Linked DNA regions of Homo sapiens: region 2 is linked to region 1. A link is a contact called in ENCODE Hi-C or POLR2A ChIA-PET data. All regions are on one chromosome and are shown on one strand. Each heading gives the region's core, a stretch centred on a gene start or an enhancer-like site at or near the end of the contact. The rest is flanking DNA. Distances are from core to core; before and after follow the strand shown.

Region 1 (6,307 bases), core at 238-2,737:
GCAGAGGTGGAGACTCTGCGACATGAGGACGGCCAACGTCTCGGTGCTGCTAGGGCGGCAGAGCCTGACCACTGCACCAGCAATGAGGATGCGTGGTCCACCTCCCCTGCCTGTGGTCGCAGCCACAGGCCACAAGTAAAAGTGATGTTTCAAACTGAGTTAAATAAAATACATTCTTTTTTTTTTTTTTTTTTTTTTTTTTGAGACAGAGTCTTGCTCTGTCACCCAGGCTGGAGTACAGTGGCATGATCTCAACTCACCACAACCTCTGCCTCCTGGTTCTCCTAAATCGCTGAAGCGATTCTCCTGCTTCAGTCTCCCGAGTAGCTGGGGTTACAGGCACAAGCTACCACGCCTGGCTAGTTTTTTGTATTTTTAGTAGAGTTGGGGTTTCACCATGTTGGCCAGGCTGGTCTCAAACTCCTGACCTCAAGTGATCCGCCCACCTCGGCTCCCCAAAGTGCTGGGATTACAGGCGAGAGCCACCACACCTGGCATAAAATACATTCTTTAAATTCATATTATCTGCTTCTTTTTACTTCTTTTAATGTGGCTCCTGGAAAATCTAAAATTTGATTTTAGATCTATGGCTCCCATTATAGCATTCCTATTGGGCAGTGCTGTTCTCCCTTCCCATGAGACCACTTCAGCTGTGAGATGTTTTTCTGGACTAATTTTTTTTTAAATTTTTATTTCTGAGATGGAGTCTCACTCTGTCGCCCAGACGCGAGTGCAGTGGCAGGATCTTGGCTCACTGCAACCTCCGCCTCCCAGGCTGAAGTGATTCTCCTGCTTCAGCCTCCCGAGTAGCTGGGATTACAGGCACGTGCCACCACACCCGGCTAATTTTTGTATTTTTAGTAGAGATAGGTTTCACCATGTTGGCCAGGCTGGTCTTGAACTCCTGACTTCAGGCGATCCACCCAGCTCAGCCTCCCAAAGTGCTGGGATTACAGGCGTGAGCCACCACACCTGGCCTGGACTAGTTACTTTACAGAATCCTAATCATAATCCCTCAATCATGACAATGAATTGGAACAATCTCAAAATGTCCCTCGCACACCTGCCAAAAAAAAAAAAAAAAAAAAGCAAAAACCACAACATATACACATCAACCAGAAGGACCCTTACAACGGAAAATGGCTCAGATCTCCACATAGCCGGAATAATAATTAAACAAGACAACCCTTAGGTTTCTAATTCCCTAACCTCCTACATTCAGCCCTGCCTCAGGTCAGGAAAGAGTTGGCAGGGCTTGCCCGATGTGGTGGCTCACGAGGCTGAGGCAGGAGGATCGCTTGGGCCCAGGAGTTCAAGACCAGCACTGGCAACACAGCAGGACCTCGTCTCTACAAAAGTTAAAGTTAGCCAGGCATGGGGGCACATGCCTGTAGTCCCAGCCTCTTGGAAGGCTTGAGCCTGGGAGGTCAAGACCAGCACGGGCTGGGTGCTGTGTGGCTCACACCTGTAATCCCAGCACTTTGGGAGGTTGAGGCCGTGAGCCGTGATTGTGCCACTGCACTCCAGCCTGGATGACAGAGTGAGATCCAAAAAAAGAAAAAAAAGAGTTGGCAGAGCTGGTCAGGGTCCTCCGGCAGTGTTCCTCCACACACATAACACAGAAATGACTTCAGGGGCTAACTTTTGTTAAGTTTCTGAAAAACATGAATTGGTGCATTTGTTTTCTATTGCTTTGCCAATCTGTTACTGCTAACACGGGGTGTAAAAATCCAGCTCCAATAGATACATCGAGTCGAGAAGTCAGGGGGTTTCCCTTAAGTTTCTGTTGAGTCCCCTGATTAGGATCACAGACTCTGAGAGTGGGAAGGGACTCGGAGGCCATCCGGTCCAATCCTTGAGGTTTCCTCAGCAGCACTTCCCCAGCCCTGCTTCCCTTGGCTTTGCTCACCATTGAGGAAGCTGCCCGTTTTATTCCCAGCTCCATGTGTTCTCATCTCCCACCCGCTGGCCCTAGATTCTACTTCCAAAACGACAGAGTTGGTCTAATTTCTCTTTCCTGAGCAAATCTTTTAATTAGGTAAAGACACCGATCCCTCTTCAAGTCTTTTCCAAATCAATTATCCTTTTTCTTTGTCTTGGTCTTCTCTAAAAAAAAAAAAAAAAAAAAGTGGGGATTGGCCTTTTTACCTCCCTGGCTGCTCTCTTTGGAACTGCTGTGTCAATGTCTCCCCGTATAGTAGGGTGGCCAGACCTGAAGAGTCTACATCCTACTCCAAGCACATGGGAGAGAAGTGAGGCTTTCACTTCCCTTACTCTGGACACTACAATTCTATTTAAACAGCTCTGTGCTTTCCCCACCAGACTTTCCTGAGCCCTAATTTCTTTTGATCACTATACTTCCCCTTCTGGCTCTGAGAAAATCACAGACTTAAAGAGAATTCTAAGCCTATGAAGCTTTGTATGCCAATATCTAAAACAAGCACCTGCAATGGTTTACACCCCTGGCTGTACATGAGAATCACTTGGAAGCTGTACAAATATCAATAGTTAGGTCTTGCCCCAAGGAGGGAAACAGGCCCTGGCTTAGTTATTTTTAGAAGCCCCAGATGATCGTAATGTGCATCCAGGGTTGAACCAGCAATCCAAAGAAACCAGGACTGTGATCTTCATACAGGTTCCAGTTACTTTTTCCTTTGAACTGCAAATATGAATTCTTATTTTGAATTGAACTAGCAGGACTAAATTGGTTCACTATAAACAACTTGAGATTATTCAAAAATCATTTGGAACTTGGACCAAAGGAGAGATGGAATTGATTTAGCAACAATTGAGACCTTATTGAAAGTCAACCTAAAAAGAACATCAGGCTTAGGAGACCTGGTTTATAATTGGTGCATTTGCTTACTAGCTGTGGGATTTGAGCACATCATGTAATCACATTGAAGTTTCTTCATCTATAAAATGGAGGTACTAGTCTAGAAATCTTTTTTTTTTTTTTTTTGAGACAGAGTCTCCGCTGGAGTGCGATGACGTGATCTTGGCTCACTGCAACCTCCGCCTCCTGGGTTCAAGCGATTCTACTGCCTCAGCCTTCTGAGAAGCTGGGATTACAGGCATGCGCCACCACGCCTGGCTAATTTTTGGTATTTTTAGTAGAGACGGGGTTTCACCATGTTGGCCAGGCTGGTCTCGAACTCCTGACCTTGTGATCCGCCCACTTCAGCCTCCCAAAGTGCTGGGATTACAGGTGTGAGCCACTGCGCTCAGCCTAGAAATCTTTAAGGTGCAATAAGGTTTTTTTGTTTGTTTGTTTGTTTTAACTTCTTGAAAAAAAATAGAGACAGTGTCTCACTATGTTGCCCAGGCTGGTCTCAAACTCCTGGCTTCAAGAGATCCTCCTGCCTCAGCCTTCCAAAGCGCTGGGATTACAGGCGTGAGCCACCATGCCTGGCCATGCTTTAGATTTTTGATTCAAGACCAGAAAAGAGCTTGCAAATAAAAAATTTGAAAGTTGTATCTTGCTCCCATTTCAAAAGGATGGGAGCTTCAACAGAGACAAAAATATTATGAAATCTTCAAATTGTCATTCAAATTTTATTTATAATACATATTCCTGATTTTAAATGCGTTGCGCTTAAAGGAGAATAAGGTTTACATTTTATTTATTTATTTATTTAGAGATGGAGTCTCGATCTGTCACCCAGGCTGGAGTGCAGTGGCACAATCTTGGCTCATTGCAACCTCCGCCCCTTGGGTTCAAGCGATTCTCCTGCCTCAGCCTCTCCAGTAGCTGGGATTGCAGGCATGCACCACCACGCCTGGCTAATTTTTTTAGTATTTTTAGTAGATACAGGTTTTCACCATGTTGGTCAGGCTGCTCTCAAACTCCTGACCTCAAGTGATCCACCTGCCTCCGCCTCCCAAAGTGCTGTGATTACAGGCTTGAGCCACTGTGCTCGGTCACGTTTTTATTTATATGGCCAGTGTTCCTTCGGTCTTTTGTCCTGTGAACAGAGCGGTTCACAAGAGTGGGTGATATAACACATCTCCATTTTACCATTTTACAGATGAAATTTTTTTTTTAATTTGACATTTAAAACCGTAAAGAAGTTTGTCCCATTTTTTCCACTCTTTTCAAAGCAACTTATTTAGTATTGACCATGCAGTGTTTATTCGTAAAAATAAAAGTTAAGAGACGTACATACCGGGAATCCTGTTGAGTGTCACCCAGAAATGTTCGTCGGGGCTGTAGGTGTCCTTGGACCAGGAGAGTAAGTCAAGTGCGAGCTGGTCTTGGAGGACGAAGTTAGCAAAGTCCCTTGTGAGAGCCACGTAGGCCGTGCCAAAGTAAATCACCATGTCATGAGGAGGAGGAGTTTTTAATTTTGTTGTTTTAATCACGTAGGAATTTTTGTGGTTTAACAGTTCTTGGTGGACGTATTTAGTCCGTCCAACAGCGTGGTCAGGAGGCAGCACTCCGGGGGTGATATTTTTCCCTTTAAATCCCTTCAGATACTGAACTATTTCCCTGTTGGTTTTCAGGGGAAAGTCTTGCCCGCAGGTGTTGATGACATACTTCCAGGGAACTTCAGAGGCCACAAGGTCTTCCAGGCAGTTCAGGTCAGCCTGGAGCCTGGAGATCCCCCCATAGACAACCGACTCCTTCTTGGAAGCCAGAAAAGCATTTGGGAAGCAGCTGAGTAACTGTTTCACTGCACCTTTAAAGGCATCCGTCGCCTTCTGATCCAGGTGCACACAGTAGACATTTTGGGGCATATAAATCGCCCTGAAGAGCCTCTCAAAAGTGCCGAAGTCTTTGTGGATGGTCACTGTGTAAGCTAAAGGGAACCCAGCCTCTTCTTCAGAGAGTGTTTCTGTTACATAGTGGCTTCGAACCATGTACTCATAGCAGGTAGCTTCATCAAGGGTAGTTTTCAATGCATTTTCTGTTGGGTAAAAAACTTTCCCCTCAAAAATCTGATGACAGGCTTCTGCTAACAGTGAAGCATTGGACAGAGCTGCCCTCAGAAAACGTTTATTCTCCCATAACTCAGTATTGTAAACAAATACAAAAATCAGGGCAGAGATAAGAGACGCGCTAAAAAGACAGTGCTTCCAAGAGCCCATCATTCACAACCAGGAAATGAGTAAAATATCTCTCTCTTGAGATAGGATCAGAGTGTAGATATATTTAACTTACATTTTCTCCAGGTTCCGAAATCATCCTCGTGATGGCTGAAGCTCTCGTCTGGCTGTTCCCTGTCCCTTCAGTTCACGGTTCTGGTCCTTTTTCTTTCTTCTTCCCCTCTTCACTTACCACTAGGTTGCATTTTCACTTTTCTGTGACACATTTCTGAAGTGGCTCCTTTGCATTTGGCTTGCCTGTTCTCCTGCTAACCTGCAACCTGTGTCTACACAAAAACAGATGTCCTCAGAGAGGTTCTGATTCCAGGGGGTCCACCTGTTCCCACCATGAAATTACAAGTGGGTGAGGTGACCATTCTGCAAGTCATCGGCTCTAAGACCTTAACCTCAGCCTCTTGTCCCGGCCAGAGTCTAGTAACTATGTCCCCTCCCCTGCTTCCTGTTAATCATTGTGTTCAACAGCCTGAGTTTATTTGCTTAAACTGCACTGCCAAGCTACGAGCTTCAGTTTAAAGCATGTGAATACTGCCTGGAGAGATATTCTATCAATAAATATGTAGTGCTTTAAAAAAATTGCTTAACCCTGTCTTTTTCCACAGCCACACCTCGCTCTCCCCATTGGCTGGGTATGCTATACGACATGGCATATGACTGGCTACTGGGCTAAATTCTTTCCAGGGCTTAATTTTGTCTGCTGCTGGGTAAAGTCCTTTAAAATGCCCATTAATTAGCAAGCTTACCTCACCACCTAACTTACTGCACAAAGTGACTGTGGCACTCGGATGAATAAAGGCTAACTTCTTTTTTTAAAACAACAAAACGACCAATAGCCCATCATCACCCAAAATTGCATACAGGCTAACATAGTGAATTTCAAGTTTATTTTGCCCTGGTCCGCATAGGATGCAGACAGAGAACCCTGATGCTTAGAGGAAGGAGAGAAGAGCATCTCAGTCTTGAATTTTAGGAGAGAGGCTCTTATGTCCAGATTTACAAATGCTTTAAAGGAGGCTTTTTTTTTAATCTGTAAAAAATGAGAATAATTTTACCACCAGAGGTCAATTGTGAGAATAAAATGAGATAACATATACAGAGTCCATCGCCGTGTCCAGGAACAGATTGGGGTGGTAAAGCAGCAGCAAAATGGTACTAAACAAGAAGTCCGTTCACACACACGCATGCATACACACGTATCTCTTAC
Region 2 (6,307 bases), core at 3,088-5,587, 370 kb before region 1:
TGGTGAGTAAATGAGTACTCACGAATTATTCTTTACAGTTTCCAGCATGCTAAAATCTCTCAAAATAAATTTAAAATAAAACCCTGATTCCTATCTTCAATTTAACCATAATTTATTCCCCATAGTCCCAAGATGCTCATAAAACCCCCAGTGTCCAATATTTAATATTCTAATACTGAAAATTCTAAAATTTCTTACCACCCACAGTCAAGAGTGTCCTTGCAAGGTCTTTCCTGAAACATTTAGATAAATCACATTTAACTGAAGTGAACATCAAGAGGTAAAACTTTACTACACTAGCATTAAACTTTAAAACCAAAGTATATGTTTCTGAAACTATTTCAAATTCAGCATCAAAATTTCCTTAATGCCAACACATATTTATGGAAAAACCTTCTCAAGTTTATATATTAATGATCTAGATGTTATTTTTTAAGATGCTAGAACTACTATATACACTCTGAGGTTCTGTTTTCCCTCTTGTAAAGTGAATTCAATTTGATGATCTCTAAGGGTTCATCAGATTAATTCTGGAGTTTTATAATCACCGCACCAACCTGTGAGGGCGTATGTCCTTTTACACAGTTTGATACTTGCAGGAAATGATACGACAGTGATTCTTTCCTATGAGCTGCTTGATCTGATTTTAAAAACTAATCTAGGCTGGGCACAGTGGCTCACGCCTGTAATCCCAGCAGTTTGGGAGGCCGAGACGGGCAGATCACCTGAGGTTCGGAGTTCGAGACCAGCCTGACCAACATGGAGAAACCCCATCTCTACTAAAAACACAAAACTAGCCAGGTGTGGCAGCACATGCCTGTATTCCCAGCTACTCGGGAGGCTGAGGCAGGAGAATCTCTTGAACCCGGGAGGCGGAGGTTGCAGTGAGCCGAGAGCGTGCCATTGCACTCCAGCCTGGGCAACAAGAGTGAAACTCCGACTCAAAAAAAAAATGGTAATAATAATAATAATTTAGAGATGTAATAGAATTAAGTTATTACATTATTGTAACTAATGCAGACTCCTGAATTGTATATTCACTCAGAATTTCAAATAAATGCTAACAAGTGTGAGTCGATCTTCTTCTTTTTTTTTTTTTTTTTTTTTTTTGAGACCAAGTCTGGCTCTGTCACCCAGGCTGGAGTGCAGTGGCACGATCTCGACTCACTGCAATGCACTCTGCCTCCCAGGGTCAAGCAATTCTCCTGCCTCAGCCTCCCAAGTAGCTGGGATTACAGGTGCCCGCCACACCCAGCTAATGTTTTGTATTTTTAAGAGAGACGGGGCTTCACCATGTTGGTCAGGCTGGTCTCGAACTCCTGACCTCAAGTGATCCGCCCACCTTAGCCTCAGCCTCCCAAAGTGCTGGGATTACAGGTGTGAGCCACCATGCCCGGCCGAGTCGATCTTTTAATGCCTGAAATAACTCCCATTTTAAAGAACAGATTTGTTGAGAAACCTTGTGATAGTTCAGTCTCTTGTAAGAAGCAGCTCGACTTGTTACTATTAAATAGAAACCAGAAAACAGTACCACTGAGCGAAATTAATTCTGCTTAATTTTATACTTGCAGGTTTTACCTTTGAAGTCCAGAACATTCCAGACTTTCTAGAACACACAGACAATAAGGTAGTGTGTTCAAAGATTAGTTTGAAAACTTAGGAGAAAACATGAGATCAGCTGCTCTCCAAATCTAAATACACCACTAAGAGTAGTGATTTCACTAACGTATTAAATAAAAATTTGTTTAGGAAAAATTCTGTGTAAAAACTATATCCTGCAAAGACTAAATGGACAAACACGACAGCAGTGAGTTTCATGCTCACAAATCACCCATTTCAGGCCCTACACTGTGGCCACACACCACGCAAATAATGTGCCACCATGATGTCCTCCGCGCTGGCTGGTTGTTAGCGCAGTCGTGGGTTCAGGTTCCAACTTCAAAACACGGTGCTGGTTTTGTTGTTTGTATGGTCACACATTACAACCTTACCTCCAAATCTCATGTCCCAAGAATTACGCAACAATGACTTTGGGTCACCAACAAACAAAAAATCCATCACTTGAAAAGCAATCAAAATTCCATGCCCCATTAGTGTAGCTACTGGAAACCTTGGGGCACTTCCTCTTTAGCAGATAATGTGCTAATCACTTTACATGGATTGCTTGATTTAACCTTTACAATAACTATCAAGTAGTATTACTTTGACTCCATTTTACAGGCAAACAAACTGAGGTGTGATGAAGTTAGAGCTGTGCTCATAGACAGCTGGCAAAAGTGGCAAAACTAGGATTTGAAGCCACGCAGGCTCTACCGTCTGTACTCTTAACATTCTCCCATGAGTCACTAATTTAGTTCACATTCACAATGAAAAAATATAGCCTGAGAAAACATTTTGCCTCACAACGTTGAAGCAAAAAGAAAAAAAAATTATAATTATTAAAAAGGAAAAATCTAGGAATGTCTTTTTTATTTTTTTATTTTTATTTATTTTTATTTTTTTGAGACAGAGTCTCGCTCTATCACCCAGGCTGGAGTGCAGTGGTGCAATCTCAGCTCACTGCAACCTCCGCCTCCTGGGTTCAAGCGATTCTCCTGCCTCAACCTCCTGAATAGCTGGGACTATAGGTGTGTGCCACCAAGCCCAGCTAATTTTTTGTATTTTTAGTAGAGATAGAGTTTCTTTTTTTATTATTATTATTTTAAGACAGAGTCTCACTCTGTCACCCTCAGGCTGGAGCACAGTGGCGCGATCTCGGCTCACTGCAAGCTCCACCTCCCAGGTTCACGCCATTCTCCTGCCTCAGCCTCCTGAGTAGCTGGGACTACAGGTGCCCACCACCACAGCCGGCTAATTTTTTGTATTTTTAGTGGAGACAGGGTTTCACTGTGTTAGCCAGGATGGTCTCGATCTCCTGACCTCGTGATCCACCCGCCTTGGCCTCCCAAAGCGCTGGGATTACAGGCGTGAGCCACCACGCCTGGCCGAGATGGGGTTTTGCCATATTAGCCAGGATGGTCTCGATCTCCTGACCTCATGATCTGCCCGCCTTGGCCCCCCAAAGTGCTGGGATTACAGGCGTGATCTACGGCGCCTGGGCACAATGTCTTCTTTTTACCTCAGCCCGTCTTTATCACCTAGCATAGTGCCTGACACATAATAGGTGCACAAAGCATTTACCCAAGAGAGAAAGGACATAATCAGGTCTAAGTAGAACACAGACTGAAGCCATACACTCATGAGAGATTTTACCCTTACTACAGCACGTAACTTATACAAAGTCACTTACATAAGATGACACATGCCTTCTGACAAAGGGAATTTTTTTCTCTCTTCTCGAGGGACAGCGTGCAAAATGCAGTTAAAAGTCTTCAAGCCCTTTTTGGAATTGAGAAGACATTCATGGAGAAGAAAGAAAACAGAGACCTATGTACGATCTTCTTTTAGGTTTCTGGAACCACTATTACCTGTTTTGTTACTTGCAACTCACCTCCTGTTGAAGCAAATGATTTACAGTCTTTTCTGTCACCAGGAATCCTAAGCTAAGTAGGAAGGAATCCAACATCTGAATTTTCCCTGAAAGTATAATTTCAAAGCATCAAATTTATGTTTGGAAGAGTAAGAAAATGACTCCTACACACGGTCAGAGCTTTTCACTAAGGATGTCGTTCTGGCTTTTCTACAATATAACCCACTTTGCAGGCTGTGCCTCTTACAATCCTGTTGCATTGTCTTCTGGTATTAAGGGTTGTGAGCATGTGCACACACGCATACACGCGTTTATTTTCCATGGTTCTTGGTGACTTTTTTGAAACCAAATCTTACTTTAGCTCAGGAAAATTAATTCTCTGATACTTTTATTACAGCAGACTTTTTCAACTTTGGCAATATTGATATTTCAAGCCAGGTAATTCTTCTTCTAAGAAGAACTTGAGAACTGCTGTCAAAATGCAGGGGGGAAAGTGAGCGAGGAAAAGATGCATATGAAGATAAAAACAAAGATGTGACAGATAATCTTACAAAGAGGGAACAGAAAGTAACTGTAATGGACTTTTTGGTGGCCTCCCCACCATCCTTCCCCACTCCTCTGTTACGGAGCAATTGTGCTATTTGGGTGAGACCGATCAGTTCCAGGGGTAAATCTAGACTGGCTTAAACTAGGCAGAGGTGGCCCATTTATCCTTTCATAGTGACTGGTTCATCTGGAGGGCAGGGCATCCAATCAGAGCAAAGCTAGGGCTTTCATTTGCTGGTTGAGGAAAGTGAAACTTTCTCCCCAGATGTGAACCAGGAAGCACAAAGTTCTGGTTGCAACCAACAAGGAAACCACATTGAGAGCAAAGACTAGACTCTGAGAAAGGCAGAACTGAAATTTTGGGCTGCAGAGAAATGGGGCGGAGCCACGCTATTTCCAAACTGCCCACCTCTAGACTTTTCAGTCCCTTGAGCCAGTAAGTTGTCTTTATCATTTAAGCCTATTTGAACTAGATACTCTGTTAAATACACCCAAAGCACTCTACCTCAGCAGTTGTTGACTAGAGATGATTTTGCCCCACAGGGGACACTTAGCAATGTCTGGAGATGTTTTTGGTTGTCATGACGTGGGGATGGATGCTGTTGGCATCTAGAGGGTAGAGGCCAAGGATGCCGCCAAACACCCTCTGATGCGCAGGACAGCACCCACGACAAAGAATTACCCAGTTCAAAATATCTATATTGCCAAAATTGAGAAACTCTGCTGTAATAAAAGTATCAAAGAACAAATTTTCCTGAGCTAAAGTAAGATTTGGATTCAAAATAAGTCACCAAGAACCATGTAAAATAAACACGCTTTCAACCCTTAATATCAGAAGATAATGCAACAGGATTGTAAGGGGCAAAGACTGCAAAGTGAGAGTAATATTGTATAAAAGCCAGAAAGACATCTTCAAACGATGAAAAGCTCTGACCATGTCCCTCTCACAGCCTAATACTCTTACATTTCTTTAACACATTAAACTTGTTGTCATATACAAAGAAGAAGAAATAAGGTACCATCATTTTTTGATGTTAGTAATTAAATTAAGGGTAACTACCGGTAAAATAAAAGTAGGACATAAGCCATTCAAATCACTAGAGAGGGATAAACTGTGATTGAAAGAAAGTCATAATCCATATAGCAGAACACAAACAAAAGAATCATAAAAATAAGTAAGAAGACGTAAGTTTCAGAACAAAAAGGAAGGAGTGATTAATTGTGTCAATTGCAGAAGGAGGTGAGAAGAAATTCAGTGAAAACATCTTTCTACTTCGGAGAGAGGGATTAGACAGTAGCTCTGCAGAGCCTGGGCATAAAGCTCGCACAAGACAACTGTCAAAGGCCACATGTGAAAACCTGTCACTTCAGAGAGGCCAGCCCCGCTAAGGTGACCAGAGTGGGCTCCAAGCACAAACTGTCGTTGCTATAGATGGGACTGTGTCCCCCCCCGAAATTCATATGTTGGAGCCTTAACCCTCAGTGTGGTATTTGAGATGCAGCCTTTGGTAAGGGAAGTTCAGATGAGGTCACGAGTGTGGGATCCTCATGATGGGATGAGTGCCCTTATAAGAGCTCTGGCTCCGTCTAGGCGCGATGGCTCATGCCTGTAATCCCAGCACTTTGGGAGGCCGAGGTGGGTGGATCACCTGGGGTCAGGAGTTCAAAACCAGCCTGGCCAAAATAGTGAAACCCCATCTCTACTAAAAATACAAAAATTAGCCAGGCGTGGTGGCACACGCTTGTAATGCTAGCTACCCAGGAGGCTGAGGCAGGAGAATTGCTTGAACCCGGGAGGCAGAGGTTGCAGTGAGCTGAGAACGTGCCACTGCACTCGTCTGAGCCAACAGTGTGAGACTCTGTCTCAAAAAAAAAAAAAGAAAAGAAAAGAAAAAGAAAGAGCTCTGGCTCTGGCTCTCTGTCCACTTTGTAGCCACACAGCAAGAAGCCAGGTCTCTGCCCACCATGTAGGCATACAGCAAGAAGCCAGAAAGAGGCCATCACCAGAATCCAACCATGCTGGTACCCTAATCTCTTAATCCCAGCCTCCAGAGATAAATGTCTGTTGGCTTAGCCTCCCAATTGATGGCATTTTGTCATGGCAGCCTAATTGGACTAACACAGTCATCTAGAACAGTGTTTCCTCTACCAGGGGCAATGAAAGTCATTATAGCATTATGTGAATCCATAAATGCACCAAGCAATGACCGTAGAGTGAATATATAGCTCACATCTGCACTGTTTTTCAAATATGCAGTATATACATATTGTTGGGATTAATACAAAGCAAGT

Evidence for each region. Hi-C counts contacts between places; a loop is a spot of excess contacts on that map. ChIA-PET counts read pairs that join two places held with the same protein, here RNA polymerase II (POLR2A). Pooled maps may share reads with other maps.
Region 2: a pooled map shows a loop between it and region 1 (3-fold over the local background). The contact joins two enhancer-like sites. A Hi-C loop is called at or near these places in 5 of 37 single-sample maps with no recorded cell type and 3 of 50 pooled maps. POLR2A ChIA-PET finds 5 or more read pairs at or near these places in 2 of 52 experiments (OCI-LY7 and activated B cell).

Annotation. Positions count from the first base shown.
Region 1 is chr6:10,527,696-10,534,002 of GRCh38, reverse strand. It overlaps GCNT2 (glucosaminyl (N-acetyl) transferase 2 (I blood group)), which reads right to left. Exons shown (of 5, transcript NM_145649.5): 3 at 4,167-5,372. The coding sequence starts at 5,091. Among named protein-coding and RNA genes, the nearest start is that of GCNT2, 9.5 kb to the right of the region's middle. RefSeq lists an enhancer at 1. Within about 2 kb of position 1,487, at least 6 of the 41 ENCODE cell types and tissues checked have a DNase peak (open chromatin) inside an H3K27ac peak, as active enhancers do; they include OCI-LY7, where a contact is called at or near this core.
Region 2 is chr6:10,899,946-10,906,252 of GRCh38, reverse strand. It overlaps SYCP2L (synaptonemal complex protein 2 like), which reads right to left. Exons shown (of 30, transcript NM_001040274.3): 7 at 3,491-3,576; 8 at 3,290-3,378; 9 at 199-233. Among named protein-coding and RNA genes, the nearest start is that of SYCP2L, 16 kb to the right of the region's middle. Within about 2 kb of position 4,337, at least 3 of the 41 ENCODE cell types and tissues checked have a DNase peak (open chromatin) inside an H3K27ac peak, as active enhancers do; they include OCI-LY7, where a contact is called at or near this core.